Regions from separate parts of the Homo sapiens genome. Here region 2 is linked to region 1. Evidence: chromatin loops called from intact Hi-C (ENCODE). Cell type or tissue: Calu3. All regions are shown on one strand. Each heading gives the region's core, and the rest is flanking DNA. Links, peaks and the distances in the headings are about the cores only.

Region 1 (2,925 bases), core at 258-2,757:
TCCTTTCCTCCACGCTAATTACAGCCTAGCTATTTATTTAATCTCAAGCACCTCAGCTCTGTGGCTCCTTCTTCTTTAGACCGTCCTTAAATAACTATAGTACAGGTCCAAAAATAAACACTGACTTAGATACTTAGAGATATGGCAAAAGGCAAATCCTAACTTACTCATTAGAAAGAAGTTTCTCAATTATTTTTCTTAACCTAAGGAGTACGCAAGTAGGTAAATAGATGAAAGTGACTTTTTCATCTTCTCGTATGCTACATGCAGCAGGAAAGCACCTGATATATGTTCATATATGAGGTGCACTGATATTCTTAATGATCCCTCTGGCTCATTATCATAAGAAATGGAACTCTGGTTTACGATTAGCTATTAGCAGTTATTTATACCATAAAGGGATATTCAAAGATAATTATCCCCCTCTACTACTCTGCCCCCTAAAATGTATTAATCAAAAAATAATTTGATTAATAATTTAATAATTAAAATGATTATTTTTAATGCTTCAAAATTTAGAACATAATACACACATACATACATACATACACACATACACAGAGCTTCCCTTCCTACTTCTGTTTCCAAAGCAAAGACAGAGCTCAGATTGACAGACACACGTGCACTTACATTCACATACCACACAACCCTCGCACATACATACACAGTCCATGACCTTGGACTCACATCCCTTCTCAACTTCACCCTCTGTTAGACATGTGGATCTGAATGGGCATTGGGTGAAGAAGTCACAGTCTTCACTGGAAAAACCCACCTGCACTCTAGGTGGCATGTGTTCTGAACAATAAAAAGAAACAGCATGATAACAGTCTAGCCACTTACTCCACAGTATCGGTCGCCATTAAATATCTGAGGTGGCAGGGGGTTGCCCTGAGTGGGTTTCTTTTCCGGGGGGACGTTTTTGTACATCCATTGCCTCTGTTCTTCTGACATTGTGATATCCACCTCCTCAAACTCTATCTTGTTGGCTTCCAGAAATCTAACCACATCTTGCTGCTTCTTCTTTATCTAAAGAGAGAAGACAAACAAATAAGTAGATACGCTTATCTGAAACAGTATGTATATACTTCCAAACTGAACTAGATTTATGTCATTGATACAAAAAAAGAGGTGATTTATGTAGGTGTCATGCACTGTCCACTCACTAGATATCCAGTGGAAGACTGAGCCAGCCCCAACACAGTCGTTTCTTTGATGTTGTTATTGCTATTTTGAGATGGGGTCTCTCTATGTTGCCCAGGCTGGTCTCAAACTCCTGGGCTCAAGTGATCTACCCACCTCGGCCTCCCAAAGTGCTGGGATTACAGGTATGAGCCACTGCACCCGGCCACTAACACGGTCGTTTCTTCAACCTAGACTCCCCAGAACTCTGGAGCACAATTCAGGTAGCTTGGAAAGAATGGACTATGAGATGACAGAGTGCCTTAGTTCTCAGTGGGCCATAACCACTCCCCATCCCACCCCAACCCCACCCTCACCCTTGCAAGAAGTTGACATCTATGGTCATAAAAGCTCCCTTTGCCCAAAACCATCTGAAAACCACGTATAGACTATCTGAGATGTTGACATTTCATTGATTCATGACAGCAGCAACATTTTTATTCCCCTCAGCAGCCTTCTTCAGAAATTCCACAGCTGTAGCCACTACCATGAAAGCATCCTTTCATCAGTTCACAGGAGAAAAATGTTCTCCACTTCTAAGGTGAGAGTAAACAAAGAATATCATCTTACTTTGAACTCTGTTTCTTAACCCTTTTCATTCCTCTGATCTTTCACTTTTCCTTCTTCAGTCACTAGGGGTCAGATGTGCTCTTGAGGAGCTGCAAATCCATCTCTGCAAAGTTTTCAAAATGTTGCCTACCTTCTTAATTTAAGAGTACATACTAATTGAGATGGAATGAAAACACAATAGTCTCTCCTTATCCATGGGGGATACATTCCAAGACCCCCAGAAGACACCTGAAATGACAGATAGTGCCAAACCCGTATATATACTATATTTTTTCAATCTGATGACCAGGAGGCATGTCCAGGTTTGTGTTTTAAAGAGATCACTTTAATAGTATGCAGCTTAAAAAGAAAAAAAACAGAAGCTCTGTATGTACTGTTAACATTGTTATGAAAAGCTCTCCAAGACATATTAGTAGGTTAAAAAGAAAAGCAGCAGAACTATATGTAGACTAAGCCCACTTTAAAAAAAAATGGAGAAAAATAAGAACGCATTTATATTTGCTTGTGTTTATACTGTTTTAAAAAATTCTTGAAGGTCATGTAAGAAACGAACAGAAGTGCTTATCCAAGGGCTAGAGGAGCAGGAATTGGGTAAGGAAACAAAGTGGGAGCAAGAGTTTTATTTTAAAATGTTTTGAAGATTATAATAAATGTGTTAATATTCAAAAGAGTAAAAAGAAGAAACATATTTTAATGAGAGAGAGGTGGCACCCTAGCTTCCACAGAACAGCTTGGAGGGTGGCAGTACACACCACAGAGATGCCCTGTTTTATACAAATCATGTTTTCCCAATGTGACATGAAGCAGAACTCAAAGCATTTTGTTGAGTCACTGGCCCCCATGATTCACTTATAAGAAAGGGCAGATGATTAAAAAGAAGACATGAAAAAACAAAACAGGTAAAACCTTAGAAAATTAGCTAGTACTAATAGCAAATCACCCAAATAACAAGGTAGGAGAAAGTTAATCCGTAGAAGGAAGTTTTCAAGTGGATGTTTATGATACTAGCATCAGGAAGGAAGATGTGTCACACTACCACAGCCTGTTTGTAAGGTCTGCAGAGGTGAACATGGCCTGGAACTAACAGCACCCACCCTAGGGTGGCGGGGGCAGGCAGTTCAGGAAGCAGGAACTTAGAGAAACACATCAGCCTACTGGGCGGGGCCCAGGTAA
Region 2 (2,925 bases), core at 288-2,787, 64 kb after region 1:
ATGAAGTGAAGTCCAAGCCTTTTGATTTGATCCTCACTGAACCCTAGGGTGATTTATTTTAATGCAGCTAATAAGAATAATGAGAAACATCTGTTTCTATAACAAAGGACCATATTCATCATGTTAGTGACTTATGAACTGCTGTGAGCATTTATGAAGATAAGAGCAGGCCCTGTTGTGCGTAAGGCAGGCACAGGTGCAGCTTCCTTTTGGCTTCAAGGGTATGAGACCTCTCTACCTTTCCAAGCCGAAAGCATGAAGTCCTGAAGCAATTTATTTATGAGACTCTTTTGACTCTAAACAATGGCACATAATTCCAAAAATTATGTTGAATGAAAAGAAAAGTATGACTGAGAAAAGTGAGCTCAATGAGTTAAGAGACTATGCAAGGTTATATGACTAATTAGTGGCAGCCACAGACTTGAGGCCTCCATCTAATTTCTATTTCATTCTCCCAATTTGCCTTTTTGGAATCTTTCACCACTATCAAATAGGATAGTAATAGTGTGCCTTCCTTTTCTCCAGATAAAAATGTCAGCAAAATGTCTTGCAATATTTGAAGGAGCGAATGTAAACTCAGTGTGTGGAAAAGCAGGCATTATCTCAAGCAGCATATCTCTAAAACTATAACAGGTTGAAGAATGATATTTCTAAAATTTTTCAATTTGACATTAGAAATATGCCTTCCATATGCAAAAATGCCATAATAAATCTATTTGTTAGGATACATGAAAAATGAGATTTGAATGGCCTGCCTTCTTTGGTCAGTTAAATGCAATGGCTGTTAGCCAGCCTCATCTAACTGTGTGTTCACAAGCCTATTTCCTTCATTAGTTAAAAATATGACTGTCTTTATAATAAAGGTGACCAGGCTGAGACAGGACTGATTTGGTGTTTTGGAATCCTGACAGCTAATGGGAATATAGCTATGTATTGCTTGGATCAGTATGGCTATTGTATCTACTGTGTATGAACGAATAATAATTGCCACTGCCAAAGAACTATGGCAGTAGTTCTTTTGAACTCAGAACTGTCTGAGCTCAACAGAACTCGGATAGTTCTGTTGACTTACCCATGCTGTAGGGCTGGGGATGGATGAGGCCAGACAGACACATGAGGAGCTGAGGAACGAAAGAAAGACACTTCTCTAATTGAGAGAGTCCCCTGTCAGCAGGGGAGAGGGCAGGGCTGGTGCAGGTCAGGACCCTGAGTCTGGAAAGATAGGATACATTCTTGGATCAAAGCCAGCATCAGGCATGACCATTCCTCCTTTTCCAGTCAAACTCATCTGGATGTTTGCCTAATAGACAGTCAAACATAGATCTTTCAAATAGTACGTTCTTCCTTCCCTTTACATACATTTTCCTCTTAAGAAAATTTCATTTTGCAGCCAATGATACCTAATGACTTTGACTATCAGCACACCAGCCTCAAATACATACCTCAGTGTCCAATGTCATGCATGTAAAAGGAGCTTATCACACAAGGGAAAATTCTGTTGCTTACCAATGAGGAGGCACCTCTAACACCAACAGTCAATGTATGTTTAGTGTAAATGATCAACTTGAATCTCCATCCTGCCTGGTTCCAGTTCTGCTGTGAGGCAATGTGTTAAGACCATAGAGTGCTACACCCACAGCCTCCCCAGCAATTTTGCAGGGTGTGGAAGGATTAGTTTTGCCACATTGTTAGTATAGGGCTCTGCATTTCAGCATTCTGTGGGGGCAGTGTACCCAGTGTACTCTTGCTAGGCATGAGACAATCACTTAGGCAACTTCATTGCCTAGTTTCGAACTGTGTCCTATATCTAATGAATCAAAATTGGTGGTAAGGGGAATGAAGCAGGTGGGACATGTGTAGTTTCAGAAAACATTCCAGGGGGTTCTCACCTATAGGCAGGGTGAGAAGCCAGCTTCCTGGGTTGAAGTCTGAAAAACATGCAACAAAAATTTTATTTGTCACTTTTGCCTCTGAATAATAACTGCTGAGGCATTCTAGGAATCTTTATAAAACTATAATGCCTCATGTTACTGCCCTCAGTTGAACTGTAATCTTTTTGGAGGAAGTTCTGCATCCTATTAAGTCAGAACTTCTTGAAACAGTTACCATGTGCCAAGCCCTTTGTACGACACAGTGAGTTAAACACGTTTCTTGTCTACAGAAAGCTAATGCTGAATCTACACTGTGGAAAATAACACTTTCATATATGAACAATTAGACAGGAATCTAGATTAAAGGAGCAAGTTGTACTGGAGGGATGATCCTGGTACATCTTGGTCCAGGTGCTGTTGGGGACTGTCCCTCTAGGAAGCCAGGGAGGCCTCTCCTGCTACTTCTCTTCCTCCCAATTGAAGAAACACTGGAGGGTGCTGATATGGTTTAGCTCTGTATCCCCACGCAAGTCTCATGTTAAATTGTAATCCTCAGTGTTAGAGGAGGTGATTGGATCATGGGGGCTGACTACCCCCTTGCTGTTTTCGTGATAGTGAGTGAGTTCTCACGAGACCTGTTTAAAAGTGTAGCACTTTCCCCTTAGCTCTCTTCCTCCTGTTCCTGCCATGTAAGACGTGCCTGCTTCCCCTTCACCTTCCTCCATGATTGTGAGTTTCCTGAGGCCTCACCAGCCATGCTTCCTGTACAGCCTGAGGAACCATGAGCTGATTAAACCTCTTTTCTTTTTCTTTTTTTTGAGATGGAGTCTCGCTCTGTCTTCCAGGCTGGAGTGCAATGGTGCGATCTCGGCTCACTGTAACCTCTGTCTCTTGGGGTTCAAGCAATTCTCCTGCCTCAGCCTGTGGAGTAGCTGGGATTACAGATGCCTGCCACCACGCCCGACTAATTTTTGTATTTTTAGTAGAGGCGGGGTTTCACCATGTTGGCCAGGCTGGTCTTGAACTCCTGACCTCAGGTGATCTGCCTGCCTCA

The links. Hi-C counts contacts between places; a loop is a spot of excess contacts. Peaks named below come from ENCODE experiments on the same cell type or tissue, not always from the same donor. Only the 100,000 strongest peaks of a DNase experiment are listed, where the experiment ranks them.
Region 2: it touches region 1 in a loop (4-fold over the local background); 4 of 110 quality-filtered maps call a loop at or near these places.

What each region holds. Positions count from the first base shown.
Region 1 is chr6:79,671,718-79,674,642 of GRCh38, reverse strand. SH3BGRL2 (SH3 domain binding glutamate rich protein like 2) reads right to left here. Exons shown (of 4, transcript NM_031469.4): 2 at 844-1,029. Among named protein-coding and RNA genes, the nearest start is that of SH3BGRL2, 42 kb to the right of the region's middle. In Calu3, for the core only: a CTCF peak has its summit at 1,811; a DNase peak (open chromatin) is centred at 1,752.
Region 2 is chr6:79,607,710-79,610,634 of GRCh38, reverse strand. It overlaps a transcript of SH3BGRL2 not described here. Among named protein-coding and RNA genes, the nearest start is that of SH3BGRL2, 22 kb to the left of the region's middle. RefSeq lists a silencer at 1,429-1,723. In Calu3, for the core only: no CTCF peak of the experiment used is centred there; a DNase peak (open chromatin) is centred at 1,664.